2 separate regions of the Homo sapiens genome follow, and region 2 is linked to region 1. The links are chromatin loops, found by intact Hi-C in ENCODE. Cell type or tissue: endothelial cell of umbilical vein. All regions are shown on one strand. Each heading gives the region's core, and the rest is flanking DNA. Links, peaks and the distances in the headings are about the cores only. Region 1 overlaps RNF169 (ring finger protein 169). Region 2 overlaps RNF169 (ring finger protein 169).

What was found. Peaks named below come from ENCODE experiments on the same cell type or tissue, not always from the same donor. Only the 100,000 strongest peaks of a DNase experiment are listed, where the experiment ranks them.
Region 2: a loop joins it to region 1, with 6 times the contacts of the local background. A loop is called at or near these places in 5 of 110 quality-filtered maps.

The regions. Positions count from the first base shown.
Region 1 is chr11:74,752,484-74,757,483 of GRCh38, forward strand. The region is part of intron 1 of RNF169 (ring finger protein 169); the gene reads left to right. Among named protein-coding and RNA genes, the nearest start is that of RNF169, 6.1 kb to the left of the region's middle. RefSeq lists enhancers at 2,267-2,846, 2,846-3,467. In endothelial cell of umbilical vein, for the core only: no CTCF peak of the experiment used is centred there; a DNase peak (open chromatin) is centred at 2,698; H3K27ac peaks cover 2,438 bases.
Region 2 is chr11:74,836,958-74,853,527 of GRCh38, forward strand. It overlaps RNF169 (ring finger protein 169), which reads left to right. Exons shown (of 6, transcript NM_001098638.2): 6 at 1-5,456. XRRA1 (X-ray radiation resistance associated 1) reads right to left here. Exons shown (of 19, transcript NM_001378157.1): 13 at 15,032-15,125; 14 at 14,131-14,246; 15 at 11,158-11,505; 16 at 8,116-8,314; 17 at 7,211-7,326; 18 at 6,897-7,002; 19 at 3,953-6,496. The coding sequence ends at 6,243. It also overlaps the pseudogene RN7SL239P. Among named protein-coding and RNA genes, the nearest start is that of RNF169, 96 kb to the left of the region's middle. RefSeq lists an enhancer at 6,896-8,095. In endothelial cell of umbilical vein, for the core only: no CTCF peak of the experiment used is centred there; DNase peaks (open chromatin) are centred at 3,264 and 3,704; H3K27ac peaks cover 605 bases.

The sequences.
Region 1 (5,000 bases), core at 1-5,000:
CTACTGGGGAGGCTGAGGCAGGAGACTCGCTTGAACCTGGGAGGCGTAGGCTGCAGTGAGCTGACATCATGCCACTGCACTCCAGCCTGGTGGCAGAGCAAGACTCTGTCTCAAAAAAAAAAAAAAAAGATTCTTGTTTGTTCTTCCACAGTTTATGGATCTATCTACATGAAAATTCAAGTATGCTTATTTTTTGCCATTTTTATACAAAAGGTTGTACATTATACACACTGTTCTGTAACTTGCTTTTTTTTTGGTTTAAGAATACATCATCAAAGTCCACAGCAGTATGTTGTATGGAATTTTACTGAGTGGATATAGCATAATTAACCACCTATTGGTGGACATTTTGATTGTTTCCTGTCTTTTGCTATTATAAATAATTGTTTATAAAATCATTATGTAAATGCATGTGTGCATTTTTATGGAGAAGTCACCAGTAGCTTTCACCAGAATCTGAACCATTGTTTTATTTTATTTATTAATTAATTAATTTATTTTTTGAGACAGAGTCTTGCTCTGTTGCCCAGGCTGGAGTGCAATGGCATGATCTCGGTTCACCGCAACCTCCGCCTCACCGGTTCAAGCGATTCTCCTGTCTCCATCTCCCGAGTAGCTGGGATTACAGGTGTGCGCCACCACGCCCGGCTAATTTTGTATTTTTAGTAGAGACGGGGTTTCTCCATGTTGATCAGGCTGGTCTCAAACTCCTGATCTCAGGTGATCCACCCACCTCGGCCTCCCAAAGTGCTGGGATTACAGGCGGTGAGCCACCGCGCCCAGCCTTGAACCATTGTTTTAATCTATGTCTCTCATTCTACAGAAGAGAAAACTGAGGCCCAGAACAGATAAGAGAGTAAGAGTTTACATGAGTTGATAGTAGATGAAAAAGGGTCAACAGAAACAGCCTAATTCACAGTGAAATGTTCATAATAGCTTTAATAAGGAAAACTAATAATACCAGTTTTATAAATATTTACATTGTGCTTTTATGAGTGGAAACAGCAACAGGATTACTAGGTTGGCACAAAAGTAATTATGGTTTTTGCCATAACTTTCAATGGCAAAAACAGCAATTACTTTTGTACCAGCCTAATAGCAATTTTAGTAATATTCAGAGATATATTGCTTAGTTGTATTCTCATCACATAGTTGGATCAATTGATAAAGGAAACATCAGGCCTGCTGGAAATGAAATTTTGTAGTAAATGCACTGGTATTTAAGTGACGTTCTTAATTTTTTTTTTATTTTGTTGAAGTCCAGTGCCTCTTTAGGAATTGCTTTGTGGAAAAAGTGTAAAGAGTTTGTGTTTTCTTGAAAATTTTGGTTGCACTGGTGACATTTTTGTTCTTTGCCTGCTTTTTTGGCAAGCTTTAAGGTTCAGAACCTTAATGACCCCTGTGTACATGTTTTATTTAATTCTTTTATGCATTCACGGTTTGCTTTTGGATATAGTATCAGTTTTTGTTGATTTGTGAAACTGTGTGTGTAAAGGCTACATCAGTGATCATTTCAAAATGAACTCAGAGTTCAACTTCATATTCTTTGAGGATCTGCAACTCGTATATATTGACATATTAAATATTTGGACCATTTTGAGCAATATTCAGGAATTATGTAATATGTGTCTACTCTGTGCCAGGTCTTTGGGAAACATTAGTGAATGAAATATTAAAGATCTCTCTCTCTCATGGAGCTTATATTCTAAATTTAGAGACATTCCTTATCTGTTGATTTAAAAAACATACTTACCATACAGGCTTACATAGGTAGATTTTGAACTATACATTGCAGCCACACTTAAGCATCATTTAAAAATGATTAATGAATTTTAAGAATTCATTTAGTCTGTTTGAAATCAAGGATGGTTATTCCAAATCATACTGCTTTTAGATTTGAAACCGAGACCTTTTTACTTTTTAGGATTCTTTTTCTTCGGCTATGGGTAATGACTGAAGAAAAGCTAGACAAAGGCTGGTGAATCTTTTAAATTGGCAGTTTAAATTTTTTTATCTTCGTGGTGTTAAAAGTGCTTTTCAGAAATTGAATAGATAGGCCAGGCGCGGTGGCTCACATCTGTAATCCCAGCACTTTGAGAAGCAGAGGTGGGCGGATCAGTTGTGGCCAGGAGTTTGAGACCAGCCTGGCCAACATGGGGAAACCCTGTCTTTACTAAAAACACAAGAATTAGCCGGACGTGGTGGTGCACGCTTATAGTCCCAGCTACCGGGAGGCTGAGGCAGGAGATTCGCTTCAACCCGGGAGGTAGAGGTTGCAGTGAGCCGAGATTGCGCCACTGCACTCCAGTCTGGGCGACAGAGCGAGACTCTCTCTGAAAAACAAATAAACAAAACACGAAAATTGAATAGATAAACAATTGAATAGTGCCTTACTTATCCCTTCTCATCCCATCTCAACTTCCCTGTTCACTTAGGGTTAACATTTCTGCATTTAAAAAATTTCCCCTTTCTGTGAAAAGCAAGTAGTTCTGGTTTATTACTCAGTTGACAGACAATGTTTGCTATGTGTGCAGCCTAAATTACATTTAGGACTAATGAATAATGAAACCATGTGATTGTAGTGCAAGAGGACAGGAATTCCCTAGTCTGTAAGGATTTGTTTAAAATATGTAAAATGACTCATTTCTTTATCCTTAATGACACATATCCGAGAATTTGAGAGTGTCCTTATGTGTTATACCAATACAGGAAACATTTGCCTTGTGCTAAGATGTTTTTTAAAGCTCTTGATGAGATTACATGCACTCTACCAACTAAACAGTAATTACTATTGAAGAATAGCTCCAATGTATGAATTCAGAATTGAACAGCAGGAATTTAGGAGGTATTTGTTTATTCATATTTTCACTCCCTGTCTTCTAGTTAATCCTGAAAGAGTTGCCTACCTTGAATTAATTTGTATCTGAGTTGGCTTGAGTATATGATGTAGGATATGTTTGTTAAATTTCATTCCACTAATTCAGTGAGCATTTTGAGGGGCACACATTGTGCAAGATGATGCAATAAAAAAAGATGAATAAGACATGGTACCTTTTCTTTAAGACTCCACAGTGTGGTTGGGGAAACACATACTCAAATAACAATACAACGTGTTAAGTGAGGTAAACAGACAATGCTAACAGAGTAGAGGAATGGGCTGACTGACAATTTGCAGGAAGCCTGAGGAAGGCATTTGAATTGTATGTTGAAGAAAGAGTAGGAATTCACCAGATGAGGAAGGAGGGGATGTCCATTCCAGGTAGAAGAGCCTGCATGTAGAAAGGCTTGAAGGTGCTTGGGATGTTCAGGGACTGGCAAAAAGCTAAATATAGGTGGAGTGTGGACTGGAGTGGGGAAGTAGAGAAGAGACTGAAGTTAGATCATGAAGGCCATTGTGTATTAGGGTAAAAGAATTTTGGACTTTATCCTATAAAGCTCTTAAAGATTTTTAAGTGGTGGAATAACATAATCATACTGTGCTTTAGAAAGACAATATATATTGGTTGGAAGAGGAAAGATGTGAGTAGAAACTGGAGGTGGGGAGTCGTTAGGGGACTGTTTTAGTAGTTCAGGCAAGCGACGAAGAGGGCCTGGACTAAAGCATTGGCTGTGGCAGTGTTAACTTCAGTCATTCATTAATTTAGTAACCATTTGAGGGTCTTCTGTGTGCTAGGTCTAGGCACTAGAGCTGCAAATAGAGGTAAAGCATGGTTCTGTCCCAAAGTGTAGTTGGGAAGATTGGGATGTAAATATGCAACTGAAATGTGGTATTATAAGTATTATAATAGCTGTTATGCAAGATATAATTGTAGAAGGCAGTATAGTATATATTAATAGAGCAGGCTAATAGAGGAAAACCTGGAGACAGACTACCTGGGTTCAAATTCTAGCTTTGCTATTTATAGCTGTATGTTATTGGATACTCTCTGTGTCTTAGTTTCTTCATTTGGAAAATGGGAATAGTAATAGTATTAAAATCATAAGGTTGTTGTTAAAGACTAAATGAATTATTACAATGCTTGGTATATGAAGAGCTAGGTCAACAAATGTAAGGTATTTTCACAAAGAAGATAATCTAGTTTGGATGGGTCAGGAATGGCTTCAGTGAATGCCAGACATTTGACCATCAGTATTCATTAGGTGGATGAGGTCAGAATAAAGATGAGAGAGGGAAATAGTACATTTAAAGGCATAGGAACATGAAACAAGGAGCGTTCTAGGGATTGTAAACAGAAGTGGTTAGAGTATAGAGTGCATGTGGGAGAGTGGAAGCATGTGGGACTGCAGAAATTGGCAGTTGCTGAATAATAGTGGACTTTGAGTGCCATGCTAAGGAATGAGGATCCACTGAGGAGTTTCAAAGAGGAATTCATCTTTGAACTTTAGAGAGATCACTCCCATGGGAGTGTTGTAGCAAATAGATTGGAGAGCCCAAATTCTCTTTTTAGCAAGATGGCTAAAACTGACACAAATACTCAGAAAAACTGCATAATAAAGAACGGCAATTCTTTTATTTATTTATTTTTATTATACTTTAAGTTTTAGGGTACATGTGCACATTGTGCAGGTTAGTTACATATGTATACATGTGCCATGCTGGTGCGCTGCACCCACTAACTCGTCATCTAGCATTAGGTATATCTCCCAATGCTATCCCTCCCCCCTCCCCCCACCCCACCACAGTCCCCAGAGTGTGATAGTCCCCTTCCTGTGTCCATGTGATCTCATTGTTCAATTCCCACCTATGAGTGAGAATATGCGGTGTTTGGTTTTTTGTTCTTGCGATAGTTTACTGAGAATGATGGTTTCCAGTTTCATCCATGTCCCTACAAAGGACATGAACTCATCATTTTTTATGGCTGCATAGTATTCCATGGTGTATATGTGCCACATTTTCTTAATCCAGTCTATCATTGTTGGACATTTGGGTTGGTTCCAAGTCTTTGCTATTGTGAATAATGCCGCAGTAAACATACGTGTGCATGTGTCTTTATAGCAGC
Region 2 (16,570 bases), core at 907-5,906, 85 kb after region 1:
AACCTGGCAGCACCCACTGGGAATGAGATTTGGAACGGCCTCAGGAGCATAATGGCCACAGTTAGTAATGGTAAAGAGGGGATACCTTCTTAAACTGATAGACTTCCTGACTTCTTTCAGCAGGGTATTGTTTTAAATCAGCCTTGCAGATAAAAATTAATTCCATCTTTTTCAGACAAGTGAACAATTTAGTTCCTTGGCAGATCCAAAATGATAGATGGTTATGTTACGCTTTCTGCTGTCCCTTGCCAAAAATAAGTAAATATATCAGTTAAGATTATGCCTTTACAAAAGTTAATTTACATTCTCTGTTTAAAAAATAATATTTGGTGAATGCTATATAGTTGACAGAGCACATTTACAGACCTTATTAATTTAGTCTTTCCAAGAGACCTCTCATGTAACTGGCATTAGCCCCATTTTTAGATGATGAAACTGCAGTGCAGATGTTCTGGTTCTCTCAACTACCAAGTGGCATAACCCATGGATTTTCTAAAGGTTTCCCAAATAGATCACAACCTAAGGGTGTGCCAGGGGAGCCTAGGGGAAGCTAGGCTGGGCATTGAACACTGATAGTGCAGAATCCACATGCAAACAAGATCGACAGGGTGGATAAACATATATGTGCATTATCCCCATCCCCCACAGTTTAGAGCCTTCTGCTTTTCTGGGGGTTTCAGCCTATGAGACAAACTATAATCAGGCTTCATTATTACTTTTCAAATGGCCAAGGGTTATCTGCAATGTTGATCTAAAATCCTAAAAAATCACCCTGAAGTCAGGCAAGGAACAATACTTAAACTCCATACTATGGAAACAAGGTATCTAGCTGGATGCAGCTGGTAAATTCAGTCCCATGGACCTTTGGGGGTTTATTTTCCTTAGCAGCTGACACCATGTGTCTTTTGCATCCCTGGTGGTGCTTGGTGCTTCTGCCCATCTGGGCTCATTGAGAATAGGGATGAAGATATGATTTTAGGGAATTTCTGATGGGCTGGCATGCCCCATGTAGTATGAGTTACTATATAAAGTCATGTGACTGGCATTTTAACAGACCTTCCAGAGCTTATATATCCCAATATATGTTGTTTCCTTTGAGTAGCCCCAGCAGGATACTGCTTAGTTTTTCCAGTGCCATTGGTGAAAGCATTTCTGGAACTGTCTTCAAAGACTAGAAACACTGACTCCCAAAATGCTAGAACTGGAAGGGACCTTAATGGTTATCTATTCCAGCCTCCTCCTAAGGTCCTCCTCAGCTTCTAGACCTAGAAGCCAAAGTCCAGAACAGTGACCCATTGATCAAGGCAGATAGTATAACTCCTTTTAAGTGTTCTCAGATTTGCCTTTTCTCAGGGCAAATCTTCAGTGTTTTGTGGTTATTTGTGGTTGAGAGAGAGAGAGAATGTAATGTCTGAGACTAGCCAGCAGCTATTTGAAGCCTCTGGGAAAGAAGGTGGCTTATCAAGTGGGTTTGTAGTAATGAGTGCTGCTGTAAAGCAGAGCCATTTTCTTGTGCAGCTCATAGTTCCCAAACAGTTCCCAAACAGAAATTCCAGAGATGTCTTAAACATTGTGGTCATCATTGAGATAGGTGGAATCTCTTTGGTGACTACGTTGGTGGGGAACATCACTCACCTGAATGTATGCATTCTGTGTTCTCTGTGTGTGTGCACATATGCAGATGTATGTTTTAAAAACATTTACCAAACTCATGATTTTGTAGTCACACCACTTCAGTTCTGGGCCCTACCAACAATTTATGTCCTCCAAGAGCTGCTGGAGGGCATGTTTGTGCCCAAAACAGAAGAGCTGGCTCTGGTTTACAGAAGACAGGGAGGGTGACCTTACTATAAATGCCCTTAGAGGAAACTTATCAGTTACTGCCATTTCACGCATTTCCTTTTTGATCTTAGTAAATATTATTGGAAGGCTAGTCTTGTTGGTAGGAGCAAAGACACTTATTTTTCCACTTGCCATCTTTCTCTATATCTCCAGTAATTTGAAAAACACTTTTCAGTTGGAATTGATTTTTGTCTTTGGTAAAAAGAAATATTTTTAATAGATAAAAGATATATATTTTAAATATTTCCCCAAATTAATACTTTCATTTTAAGAATTGCATAGCAGTTGTAACAAGTGCAGAATGAAGAACAAATTCTTGTTAAGCAAATAGTCCAAACTCTAGGTCCAGCTTACTGCCTTCCCCCCTTGTACCTACAGTGATGCCTAGGATGGTATTGACAGTTGTTTTCTAAACTTCCTGCTGAGCAACAGTCCTTCAAATATAGGTAGAGTGGTCTAGGTTAAGGAGGGAGGAGGGTTGATCTTTAATCAGGTTGGCTTTGGAGGAAGGAAAAACCACTAAGGTATTATCTGAATTTTAAGATGCTTCCCATCCTTAATAACTAAAACCTGAATGCTTTTCTTTCTGAAAAATCTCCCTCTCTCCTTCCATGATTCTGAAGTTGGTTAAAAGTCGATATGTTGATGTGTATTATTTGGGGGAACAGAAAAGGACAAGGAAGGAAACAGAACGATGGGAAGGGTTTGTGAGCTAGAATAAGAGGTGCAGGATTTCACAAAACAAATTCCTCACAAATCATTGAAGCCCAGTTCACCATACAAATTACCCATGTCTTACTCTGTTCCTTGTATATATGCATTCTGGGTTTTTTTATTATTAAAGGGGAAGTTAGGGGGGAGGGTGAAGGTCAGTCTGAGGGGAAATCCAGGAAATGTGGTGCCCTTAGAAGGGGGCTGTCAGCTCTTTTCCATAGAGAGGGAAAGAAACTTTGAGAAAATGTTCTTGACCCATTGATTGTATCTGCTGGAAGAAGTCATCTGGGCCTGTTGGGTTGGTATCAGATCAGGGGATTATGCATCCAGCCCCTGGCCCCTTTAATCTATTTGCCTCTTTTTAAAAAAGGTTAAGTCTTCTTGGGTGAGGCTTGCCAGGGAAACTCCTAAGTGGCTTCACTTATTTTTTAAATTTTAATTTAATTTTTAAATTTTTGCTTGGAAGCAGCACTGGTAATAAATGTTTTATTTTTTGTTCATTTTCCCTAAAGGAAAAATGTCCTTAAGAGATTAAAGCTCTTAATTGATTACTGTCTGGTTACAAACTGGCAAACTGACTAAAATGGGAAGCTGCCACCGTGCCTGACTCATGTAGCTGATGACCGAAGGCTCATCCTTTCTTTTCTATTTGACAGACATTTACTGAGCTTCAGACTTGAGCCAACCCTGAGCTGGACTGTGGAGATAAAGCAGTTCCTGCTCTTGAGGAGCTCAATGTCTAATGGAATGCATTTGAATGTATGTGTGGCTGGAGAGTTCATTTATGGTCTTAGGAAAGCCATTTCTGGTCCCATTTAGAAAACTGACCAGCACCCAGCAAGCTGCATTCTACATTTTAGAGACCCCATTGGTATTTGTGAATTTGATTGCACCACCGCTTTTCCTTTACTAAGTAATGTTATGGAAGGAGAATGAATTTTCTCCTCTAGTGATTACAGGACATTAACATCTCTTCAGAAGCTGCTTTTAGCTTAAGCCCCAAGAAGTGAGGTGGGTTGTGGATCACTGACATGGTCAGGGGAGGCCCACACCTCAATTCAGTAACCACCTAATCTCTCCCCCAACCTGATCTCTCATCAGAGCTGGCAGCAACTTGGGATTCCTTTCCTTTTTCCTGCCTAACTTTTCATTGAAATGTCTAGTAGGAGAGTGAGAAAAGAGAACAAAGGCTGGGTCACAGTCATAGAATGTTACAGCTGGAATGGGCATGGAAATCATCCAAGTTAAACTTCTTCTCTGCCCCCCGCCCCCACTTTTTTTTTTTTTTTTTTTTAACCAAACGAACTTGTGATCCAGTGCCCTATTTTATAGTGTGGTTTTCCAGGGTCTGAATAAATAATCATTAAAGTTTGACACACGCAGACACACGCACCAATGATGGGGATACCCCCAAATGATTTAGGAGGTTATTTTATTTTAATAGTTTTTTCTTCCTGATTTTTTTCAGTTAGTTAGAGTTAAATGTACCTATAGCCCCTGAATACATGCTCAGGTAGAGAAAGTCTCCATAGTATAAGTAAGTAATATGAATGTGGAATCTTGGAAAGTGATATATTTTGATTGGAATAATTTTAATTAAATTTAATGATTTTAATTAAGAATTAAAAGCCAGCTAGCCAAATTTTCTTTAAAAATTGGAAACTCATTATGGTCTTAAATTGTCCTCAGGCAGCCTTTTCCTCATCAACCCATAGAGTGGTCTTTTGAACTGGTATCTAAACATACCTGGTTATGAATTCTCAAAAGAGAAAGCAGGTCTGGGGCGGGGTGGTCAGGAGACAGATTCTAGGGAAAGTGCTGAAGAGATTTTCTTCTGAAGATGATCTAGGAAATGCATCTTTATACATGATTGTTAGCTGCTGTAGCTTTCTGAAGAAGATTGTAGAAAAGAGACTAAGATATATGCAAGGGTCACCAGTTTAGAGATCAGTCAAATTGGAAAAAGTGCCAAGACTGGATGTGCAGATTGTTCTATGTATTATCAGTATTTTTTTCCTCTTAAGAAAAAAATTTACTCTCTCTCCTTTGTGAGTAAATGCCTCCTTAATGCCTTTTAAGTAAGGTGGCAACTTTTAACTGTCATCTTGTGAGAGGCAACCTCAAACTCTAAGCAGACTCCCTCTCTCCCTTTCTGGTGTCTTAAATCAAGAACTAGTTTGAAGCCAAGGCAAAGCAAGGTTTGTTCATCTTCCTTTCCTGTCATTTAAGGTAAAACAGGCAATGAACTCGCTCTTCAAATACCATAGTTCAAGAGTAGCTGTTGGCCCTGGTTCCAGATTAATATAGCAGCAGGCAGATTGCCCCTTCTTGGGGCCACCACCCTCCAAAGCTGTGCCACCAATGAGAGCATTGGGTTCAAGTTTGCATCAAACATGGTATTACCAACGCTGAGCCTCCAGCAGAGCACTTAAAAGTCCTAGTGAGAGAATAGATACTATGCAAGGGAAAAAAATTTAAATGCCAACGAATAGTTTTTTTTTTTTTGAACCTGATACACTGTTTGTTTACTCTCAACTCTTTGTACAAATATTATTGTCCTAAGGGCCTTTTCCCCTCCTGCCTAGAAAATAGGTTGTGTATTGGTTTTATTCAACCTGCTGTCTGCTTTAGGATTGGAGAAGGTACCTGGATCCTTGTGGACTGCCACTGCTGGCTGCCTCCTCTCCAACTCATCAGAAGAGCATTTTGACAAAGACAGAGGACTTGGACCAGGGCATGCCCTGTTGGGGATGTTTCTGTCAGCAAGGACATGGCATGGAATCAAGTGGGCTGATGTGTTGTTATTTAAACAGTACCAAAGTGCATTCTTCAATGTATGTTTGCCTGCTTGAAGCAAGGCCCAAGTTGAGAATACAGTAAAGGAAACTCATGAAAGTGGATGTTCTGTTTATAGTCAGAGTCTTGTCTCTGGTGAACAATCTCAGACAAAAACATGGGTTAAGCTTAGGCTGTGTGTGGATTTTTGGTGCTGTATGTGCTCTGGGAGATGCCCCATGTTGGATGTCTTGCTTTGGCATTCAGAATGGCAGTAGAGATTAGGAGCAGGGATGGGGTTTCCATGGTGTACAACTACGTCTTTTGGCATAAGTTATGTCCAGTTTACAGTTTGCTCCAATTTACTGTCATGTTCACATTCAACCATTCATGCTCCTAATGAAGGAACCAAGAAAGAGTCTGAGTAAAGAACGAATATACAGGATGACACTGTCCCTGCACATTAGGGCTGTACTCACAAGATCTGGTTTTTAAAAATACCCTTTTTTGGAGCCATTGTTCAGGAATTTGTTAAGATCCCCTTGGTGTCAGTTTCTCATACAACAGAGAACAAATGTATCCCTGTTGCATCTGAACTGGAAAACCATTTTTAGAGGGAAGTGTGACAATGCTGCTGTGGCCTGGGTTCCAAGAAAGAATGCATGTGGCACCCAGTCTATTGCCCTGTGCACCCACTCTTTATTGCCGCTGGGCCAGGCACCAGGTCATGCCTGGGCCAAGGAGGGGAGATCCTGACAAGGGGATGCCACCTTGTGGCCAGCAAGTGGGGCCCAGCTGAGCTCTGAGGCCTGTGGCCGGCTGGTCAACCTTGAGGTGCGGTCCAGGGCACAGAGCCCTCGGGGAGAGCTGGGGCACAGGCCGGGTGGTGCACACAGCCCCCATGCACAGCTCTAGCCTTGTGAGTCACTGGCTGTGGGCTCCTGGCAGAACTCATCCATGAACTCGAGGAAGTGGCCGAACTTGGGCTGGCTCTCACTCAGCGCTGGGCAGGCCATGGGGAGCGGGGTAGTCCCGAACACTGTGCGCAGAGAGCCACTCACCAGCTGCCGGTAACGTGCCTGGAACTCCTTCAACAGCCTCTTGGCCTCCAGGTACTGCTTGTGGTTCACCAGCCGCCGTTCTGTCCACTGGTGCAGGACAGCACCTGCAGGAAAAGAAGCCAGGAGAGGCACCAAGCTCATCCTGGTTCTCACCTAGCCAGAAGCAAGAGGATTGGGTCCAGAGACCCTTGGAAAATGGGATGGTGTGGCAGGAGGATGCTAAGGGGCTAAAAATGGCCTTTCCAGCTTGGGAAGTCACTGACTTCCTACTGCCCCTATGCATTGACTCTATCTTAAGCCCTGGTTCAGGACCTTAACATGCTGTGTGATTTTAGGCAACTCCCTGCCTCACGCTGGCTCTCCTTTTGTCCATCTACATGTAGAGACTGATGTAGGCAGTTGCTCTCTAAGGGCCTTTCCTGCACTGACACAAGCCCTTTCTTTGCCTTTAGCCAGCAGGCGTGAACTGGATCTGGGATCCTGGCAGCTGTGGCAGAGCCGTACCTAGTGGAGCCTCTGTAATGTTCCGGGGATCCCGCAAGCGAATGAAGATGTCATCCAGAAGTTGGGCTCTAGTCTTCTTTGGGGGTGGAATCGGGATTCTCTGGGCCTGGCAGAAGGTCATGGAGGAGGGTGTTATCCCAGGTTTATGCACAGACTTCCCTGGCCTAACTTCATACAGTCACAGCAACAGGCTGGGGGGCATCTGGGGGTGCTGGGAAAGCATGGCCCTCAGAGGGTCCCAAGGTGACAGCCACATCTGTAATTGTGGGCGGTACTCAGGGGCCATTTACACATTCAGTGAGCTGGATGTTTACCCGTTTCTCTTTGTGAACATAGGGTTTCTGAAGAGTGTCCAGCTTGGGCTTGGAGGAGTGGCACAGGAGTGGGTGCTTCAGCATTTGTTGCAGGGCTTGTGCATTCTTCTGGATTCCTAGGGCAAGAAGGCAAGACTGAGTCAAGGCACTTCCCCCTCCTCCTCCCAGATGCCTCCCCTGATTGCTTCATTCCTCAGTCTCACAGCAGCTCTAGGTAAAAGGATTTGAGAGTCCCCAAAAGAAAACACTGCCCCCAGGTTTCTTCCGGATCTGTTCCAGTGCCTGAAGTTCCATCATTCTTCAGTGAGTATTTGTCCCATATTATAATGGAAAAATAGCACAGATTGTAATGGGTAAATAGTATTGGAGTGGGGGAAAAGGCTGGCTCCAATGTGACCCCATTAACCTCAGGGGGTTATATCGCAGGGGCTAACACCCAGAACAGCCCAGCTGAATGCCAGTTGCTTTGGAAGTACTGATTAACACAGAGATGAAGCTGCCTCCTTTGCCTCCAACCAGATAGGAACGATTTTGGACGTTCAGTTTGGGAACTTAACCTGGGCTGGGAAAAGCTCAAGAATCTGGCCATTCTGGGTGTTCATTCATCACACTTTTCCTGAGGAGAGACTTTATCATCCAGAGCAGCTAGGCTGAGACCAACTAGAATCTCTGAATAAACTGTGGCTCCCCATAAGCCAGTGAAGGCCTAGGCCAGGACAGGGGTCCCAATATGTGGGGCTTCAAACAAAGGACACCCTAAAAGGAGCCCTTTGACAGGTATTTAGACAGAGGACAGCACCCTAGTTGGGAAAAGACAGCTTGGTGCCAGCCTTGGCTTGACCCTGACTTGCTCTGAGCTGTGGAGATGGCCTCTTGCCCTAGAGCAAGGATATGCCCTCACATACCCTTTGGCTCAATGAAGGCTGGATCAGGCTTGGCTGTCAGCAGTTCTTCATAGCCGTGGTACTTGCTGGGAAGGAAGGCAGTTGGGAGTTTCCTCCGAGTCCCTTTCACCTCTCTGGGTGCCGTTGGTGGTTTCTTTTGGTCTTTCTCCTTTAACTCTAAATCATCCTTATGGATGACGGAGGAAGGCAGTTCACTCACCTGTGCCCAGGAAGAAAACGCATTCATTTGTCACTCATTCATTCATTCATTCCATGAACATTCGGAGTATCATCTCTGTGCTGGTCTCTGCTGGGCCCTGTTAAGGGCAAGGGTAAGACCAAGACTGGGATGGAAGAAAGCAGATATAAAAATAGACAATTGATAAATGCTTTAACAGAGGGAATACAGTGGTTTTGGGTGATCCCAGAGGAAGCCCCAACCTAGCCAAGAAGCTCCCTTGGAGGAATGCCTTAGCCTGAGCTAAGTCTTGAAGAGCCAGGAGAGCCATCCCTACGGAGCAATGGGGAGAGGTGTGGACTGCAAGTGATGAGAAAGAATGATTGTTTCAGACAAGGAACAGCACGAGCAAAGGCGCAGAGGTAAGAAACATCAAGGTGCATTTTCGGGGAACTAAAGATTGGTACAGTTAAGTACAAAGTGAAGAGATAGGCAACTGCAGTGGTAAGCAGGACCCGGATCGGTAAGGACCATTATATGCCAAGCTGAGGGTGCGTTTTATTTTGTATTTTCTTTATGCTCACTCTGATGGCAAACCATGGAGGATTTTAGCCTATCCTAATGGCTTTATAAGAAATCTGTATGTCATGTAGGGATGTATTTATTTATTAAAATTACTCACCAGGTGGGGTGGCACATGCCTGTAGTCCTAGCTACTCAGGAGGCTGAGATGGGAGGACTGCTTGAGCTCGGGAGCTCTAGGCTGTAGTGCATTATGCTCCTCGAGTGTCCACAGTATGTTTGGCATCAATATGGTGACCTCCCAGGAGTGGGAGACCACCAGGTTGCCTAAGGAGAGATGAACTTGCCTAGGTAGAAAATGGAGCAGGTCAAAACTCGCATCCTGATCAGTAGTGGGATGGTGCCTGTGAACAGCCATTGCACTACAGCCTGGGCAACATAGTGAGACCCCACCATGTATATACGTGTGTGTATTTGTGAATATATATTATATATACACACGTATGTGTGTACATATATATGACCTATAACAAGCAAAAAAGCTGAATTAGCAATTTTTAAACTTCCCACAAAGAAAAGCCAAGGACCAGATGGTTTCACTGGTGAATGCTACCAAACATTTAAAAAAGAATTAACACCAATACTTCACAAACTCTTCCAAAAATTAAAAGAGGCTTATTCTCTGAGGTTAGTATTACCCTGAAATCCAAACTAGAGAAAGACATCACAAGAAAGGAAAAATACAAAGCAGTATCACTTATGAATATAAATGCAAACATTCTCAAAAAATATTAGCAAACTGAATTCAACAAGTAAAAGGGATTATATACTATGACCAAGTGAGATTTATCCTAGGAATGAAAGGTTGGTTTAACATCTGGAAATCAATTAATATAATATATCAAAACCATATGATCATCTCAGTAGACATAGGAAAAGCCCACTCTGTCATGATTAAAAAACACTCAAACTAGGAATAGAAAGTAACTTCCTCAACCAGATAAAGATCATCTATGGAAAACCCTCACCTAATATCATAATTAATGGTGAAAGACTGAATGCTTTCCCCTTAAGAACAGGCACAAGACAAGGAAGTCTGCTCTCACCACTTCTGTTCATCATTGTATTAAAGGTTATAGCCAGGACAATTAGGCCAGAAAAAAAAAGATTTTTTTTTTTTTTTCTGAAAACATGGTGACTCATAATTGATTGTATTGCTTTGGCCGCTAGGAGCTCAGAACTGCATTTTGTCAAAACACCTTTATTATAATAGCAGCAGTGCATGATGTGCATGTTTGAGTGACAGAATTACCCTTGTACTATTTCCTTTCCTGTCCGTATTTTCTTTTCATCTAACTCTCTCAAATTGTTTCTTTTAAAATGCTTATTTATATTCTGCATTGCTCCAAAAAGGTTCTGAGATATTTCTTTAAGATACTTTTATACTGTATAAATTTATATGTCACTATAAGTCATCTGTGGAAAAAGAAATAGATGGAGAGTTAGACCTCCATGAATGGATAGATGTACATCCTGGAAAGATCTGGCAGTGAGCAGACTGGAGGGGCAAGACTAGAGGCAGGGAGATCAGGGAGAGGGATGGTACAGTAATAAAGTTCAAGGGGGCCCTGCCAACTCTTCTAGCCTTATATTACCCTTTGCCACATGCCACCCTTCTGCTGCACTGACACTAAACATTTGTGGTTTCTGCATGTACCATTTTAATTTCCTTCCTCTATCCTGTTTCATGCTGTTTCCTCTGTCCAGAATGCCCTTGCTGCTATATCTTCACCTTTTTAATTCCTACTCAGCCTGTAAATCTCAGCTCAGTTGAGCCTCTTCCAGGAAGCCCTCCTGGGCTGGGGCAGAGGCATCTCTCCTTCCTCCAGACTCCCAGCCTCTGGGATTCCCTCAGTCTCAGCACTGATTGCATAAGCTGTTCCTGTCTATGTTCCCCATTATACTGAGAGCACCTTAAGGGCACGACCTGCATCTGATCTATGTTCCCAGGATCCAGAGGCAGCATCAAAAGTGAGGAGACCTGAAGCAGAGAGGTACAGGCAGCAGCAAACCCCTCTGAAAAACTAGTTGGAATCACACCCCAGTCAGACCCCAGATCTTGACTGTGCCACAGAACCATGACTTATCCCCATGGGTGTCCCTATCAGGTATCCCTATCAGTGTCCTCAGACCAGAGATCTCCCAGAAGAGGCTTGCAAGCTCCACCAAGGGTGCTGACTTCTTGTTTCCAGACCTGCCATGTGCTTGTTGCTCCCAGCTGTCCACAGCAATCGAGCCTAAGGGCTGCACAGGAACCTGTGGGAGCTAGCAACAAGTGGGCAGGGGCAGCTGGATACAGGTACCTGGGTCAGGAAGATGGACTCTGTGCTCTTGGAGTCCTCATCTGATGGGCGCTCTGGGCTGAGGCGGACAGTTGTGTCACTCAGGTGGGACAGGGTCTCTTCACTATGCACAGTGGAGTTGGAGCAGATGGGAGGCAGTGGCACGAAGGTCCGGCAAGACGGGGAATGGCCTTCCAGGTTCTCAGTGGGCATCTCTGACTCCACAGAAGTGCTTTTGGTAGTGGGCAGATCTTCAGCCAGCTCTGCCTCTGGCTCTAGCATATCCTTTGAGGGAGACTTGGTTGTCGTCATGCGCGGGTGATGGAGCACCAGAGGCTGCTTCGGCACCTTTGGGATTTCGCTTTTCACCTGTCATGGAGAAGGGCCAGAATGAATTTGCTTCCTAATTAGGATTCTCTCCTCCTGGGCCTCACTAGCCTAAGGCCACTTGTATAGCAGCCGGAGTGCTGGGTACGGACTGAGGCGGGGGTGGAAAGGGAAATCATACTTGTTGGGCATCTATGATGTGCCCCATGCATGATGTAAGTTGTTTTATTTCTACCTTGAAACTACCCAATGAATAATTATCCCCAATTTTATAGATGAGGAAACAGGGGCTTAGAGAGGTAAAATGACCTGTCCAAGTCCCAGAGTGATTTGGCGGTAGTGCCTGGACGATGTAATTCCAGTCCTGGGCTCCAGGCTTCATGCTGCATCCCTGACCATACGTACTCTGGCCCTCAGTAGTCTCATTCTTCAGATGAGGGTTGAACATGGTGCCTATGGCTTTCCCCAGGGACTCCGAGGAGAGGGTGTTGGGGAATGGTCCTGTATTTTCTGGAAGATGACAGCACCAGGCCCCTTTCAGGATGCTGTTCCCTATACCTTATATAAAGATCCTAAAGATAGATCTCTCTGAAAGATTCAGGACCAAGAAAATAATTCCCTTAATTAGTAAAAGCCTGTGACCATTCTCCCTCTCCTCCTCAGCCTCAGCTGCCAGGAGGTGTCCATGTGCCCTCAGCTGGGTTTAGTCCTTTCTTTCTCCCCCTTTACATAGTGGATTGTTTTCACTCTTTGTCAGAGGTATTTGGTTCACTTATATCTGTACTTTTACTGAGAGATGTAAGTTGTGTAGTGGAAAGATTGCAAGCACTGTAGTTAGAAAAATGTGGGCTAGAATACAGGTCTATCCTTTGAGCACCTATTTCCTCCTTGTGCCTGTCTCACAGAGTTCCACCCAATGAAATGGTGTGTGCAAATGTACCTAATGGACTAAGGAGGGCGAAGGATGACTTTTATAAAATATGTTACTTTAAAAAAATGTATTTCCTTTTGGAAAATATGTGGAACCTCAGTGTTTAGACTCTGAGGGACCCAGAGTCTTTGTCTGAATCCATGCCACAAGGCACAGGGCACGGACACAGCACCGCACCTCAGCATCTAAAACACCAAGCGCCATCACTTGGCAGCTGGCGGGAAGGGACAGTTCCCCTTCCCTCTCATGGCTCTGTGAGAGAGATGTGCTAGAGGAAATGCTCTTTCTCTATCCCACCGCTACTTTCCCCGCCCCCTCCCAAGGGAGGAATGGGTAACCTAACTGGCCAGAGGTTGAGTCACTGGGCCCTGCTTCAGTCGTGGGCTGGATTACTGCTCATCAATGAGACCAGGCTATTTTATCTTCCATTTGTGTCCTCACATCAAAGGGCTCACACAGCTTCTTGGTTACAGGCCTGCTCTGGCAGGTTCTCCATTTTCCTCCTGTCTGTCCATGCCTAGGTGTGAGGGGAGGGACTGCAGCCTTTGTCCATGTAACCCCAGGGGTCTAATCTGCATTTCTAGCCCCATCTCTGTATGCACAATGAGGACATGCAGGCATCCCCAGTCTGACTCAGGACTAAGTCACGTTCTTCAGTCCAGAATAGAGGGTGTTTGCCTACATTAACAAAGCATTGATTTGTTTCTCATTTGGCCACTGGCATCTGTGTTTATTTAACTCATTTAGCTCAAAGGTTAGTCAGAACCTTTGATGGGAGGAGGTGTGAGGGGTCCCCTAGGACCCACACTAACTTTTAACAAGTCAGTTCACCTCTCTGAGTCTGTTGCTTCATCTACTGTGAGGATTATGGGATAGCATACACGTAAGAGCTCTGCAGAGTCCTGGGCATGGGGCTCTGTAAAGGAGAGAGGATTCTGCCCCTCCCTGGCTGGCTGATGGGAAATGATGGGGCAGATCCTTAAGAGGAGGTAACAGACAAGGAGGAAGATGATGGAAACCTTGGAATTTCTATTTCTGACTTCAAATGCTTGTCCAGTCCTCTGAGGACGTCAGACAAGAGCCTGGCTGGACAGAGGCGGGCTGCAGAGGGGGTGGCAAGGAAACATCTGTATTTAACTTTTGGGATCAGCAATGCTCAGCCCACCTTTTGGCTGTAGAAAGACTAAAGTTCAGGAGGGAGGAGCATTTCACAGAAATTTTTGAAATTCTTCAGATGAAAGAGGGATTTCACTTACTTTATGGCAAAGGAAGCAGACTTCTCTCAACATAAGGAAACACTTCCTTAAGATTCAGGCAGGAGATGTATTCTGGTCCTGCCTTAGCTATTCTTTTTTTTGTTTTGTTTTGTTTTTGTAGAGACAAGGTCTCACCCAGGCTGGTCTCAAACTCCTGCCCTCAAGCGATCCTCTCGCCTTGGCCTCCAAAGTGCTGGGATTAGAGGCGTGAGCCACCACGCCTGGCCCATAGCCATTCTCAATTACTGTAGGTGACTATAACTTTCAATGGTAAGAGTTTTAGGAGTTTAAAATATATTTTCATATCTGTTGTTTCATCCAGTGCTCTTCCCAAAGCAAGGAAAGGAGAAGGCAATGCTGAACCTAATGGAGAGATTCCAGGCACTGTGGAGTGAGCAGCTCTACAGCCAGGTTGGTTTGCATACATTATAATAGGCTGCACTCTTCCTGGGGGTGGGAGTCCTGCCTTGGAAGCCCTACCTTCCATGATTCCTTCCGAGACATCAAAACATGATGCTTAGGCTTTACTATCTTCCTTCGAATTAAGTGGATTCCCAGTCGCTCCTGGAGGAAGCTCTTCAGCAGTGGAGGGACCCCTGGTGCCATGATGGGAAAATAAGATTACTATTAGCTAAAATTTATACTGGGGCTTACTATGTGCCAGGCACTATTCAAATTGCTTTACATGTATTACTGAAACTTATTCTCAACCCTAGGAGGTAGGTCGAGAATTCCTACCTCCTAGGAGAATTCCTACCTCCTACCATTATTCCCATTCAATAGGCAAGGAAACTGAGGCACAGAGAGGCTAAGGAATTTGTCCAAGATAATAAAGATAGTGTGGAGTGATGATCAGAACTTCACTGGTGTCACTCCAGGGCCCAGGACTCTAAAATGCCTCCAACTCCTGTATCTTACACAGTGGCTCCACTGCTGACCACTCCATTCAGTGTGCTCTGGGAAGAGAGGCTCCTGCAGTTGGGGCTGCACCCCTCTGCAACTGGGAATTGGGAAATGAGGTCATGACAGAACTGTTCCACAAAGCAGGGTGTGGTTCAAAAGAGCTCATACAGGATTTAAAGAATTCCATATTCCATTCCCAACTCAGACTCTTTCTTGCTGTGTGACCTTGGGCAGATCATGAACCTCCCTGAGCCTCAGTTTCTACCACTGTCCGTGGGGACAATAATGCCTGCTCACAGGGTTACTGTCAGGAAGCGCTGGTACAGAGCTATTTCCTCCATTCCTCAATGTACCATGAACCTTGTCCACCCCGACACAGAGTAGATCCCAGGGCTTGGCATTGATGAGGTGGGGATGAGGGTGCCACACTGCTCCTTGGGCACTGGGTTGAGAGGGGGCAGGTTTGCGGGCACTATACCTCGTGTATGGGCCACCAGAGGGTTGTTATGAAAGACGAACTCGCAGAGAGATGGGAAGAGAGCTACTGGTAGGACAGCATCCTCTTTTGCGATCTGTAATGAATGCAGGAGAGACTCTCAGGTTGACACCACCCCTCACCTCTACCCAGGTATGTCTAGGCCCCTCACTGCAGGGCTACATGCTTGCTAGGATTGGGGGTGGTATTGGGTAAGACATGCTGCTGTGGATGGGACTCACTGCTGGGTGATGCCTTGACCCTGTAATAATACCTACTCATGCACAGAGTACCTTGCCCCTCCTGTCTGAAATTCCACCATCACTGTTGCGTGTTTAAGAGCTAAGAGTTTTTCCTCTTTTTTCCATGCTGGATATGTAGCCTACATCAAATACTAGGGAAGCTGGTGGCAAAATAATAAGAACAAACACATTTTTCGTACGAACAAACTCTTTATCTCATAAAGATTCTGGAAGGTTGGCAGGGCATTGACTTTAACTTCAGGATACAATTTGACACTTCATCTTCCTCAGCACAAACCTCTACACACTTCTGATGGCTCTTTCACTGAGGCCAGTCCTGGGCACTTATTTGGGGATGGACAGGGGGAAAGGAGGACCCACACATCTAAGGGATAAGTAGAGCCAGTGTTAAGAGAGACCTCATGGCTGTCTGGGACACAGAGAATGCCCTGTGAAGCCAGCCTGCAATCGGTGGCTTATTGGCCAAGCCAGCCTCTGAAGGGCAAAAAATATACAAGCTTTGTTGAGCAGACTGCCTGGAAAAGCTGGACCATCTTGGCGAGAGTATTTATTTGCAATGGAAGAGTATCAGGGACATCAGGATCGAAGGGGTCAGGAGTCAGGCAGTGGCCGATCAGACCCCTGGACACACTGAAAGGTATTGGGTCAGATGTAGGACCCAATGAAGGTACTGAAGTCCAAGGGCTGGAAGAGGGAGGGCACTTCAGTTTAGCTTCCTCCGCAGCCTTACTGGATAGCACTAGATTTCCACTAACTTCTTTCATTTTTATTCATTCAACCAACAAATATTTACTGAATACCTACCATGTCCCAGGCACTTTGTTAGGAATGAGCAAAACAGACACAATTTCTGCCCTCAGAGAGCACTGTCTAGTGGGAAACAAGCATTGGAGAAACAGTAACACAGGAGAATAGATTTACAATGTGATAAGTGTCACAAGAGAGGTGCATGAAGTACCAGGGTCATGTGACCTAGTCAGAGAGGTAAAAGGTGTCTCTGAGGTCTGAAGGAGGAGGAGGAGGTAATTAGCGAACGCAGTGAGGCATGGAGTGTGTGGTAGAGAAACCTCTGTATTAACCAAAACCATTTCTCTACCTCTAGCACACGGATTTTATCTCCTAGCCTCCCAGGCAGCTACATGTGGTCACATGACCCAGTTCCAGCCAACGCAACTTGGGCAGAAGTGGTAAATGCTACTTCTATGCACAGTCTGCACCCTCCTGTACCTCTTCTACTTTCTTCCCTTTACCACAGTCCCCCTGCTTGACCATCTAACAG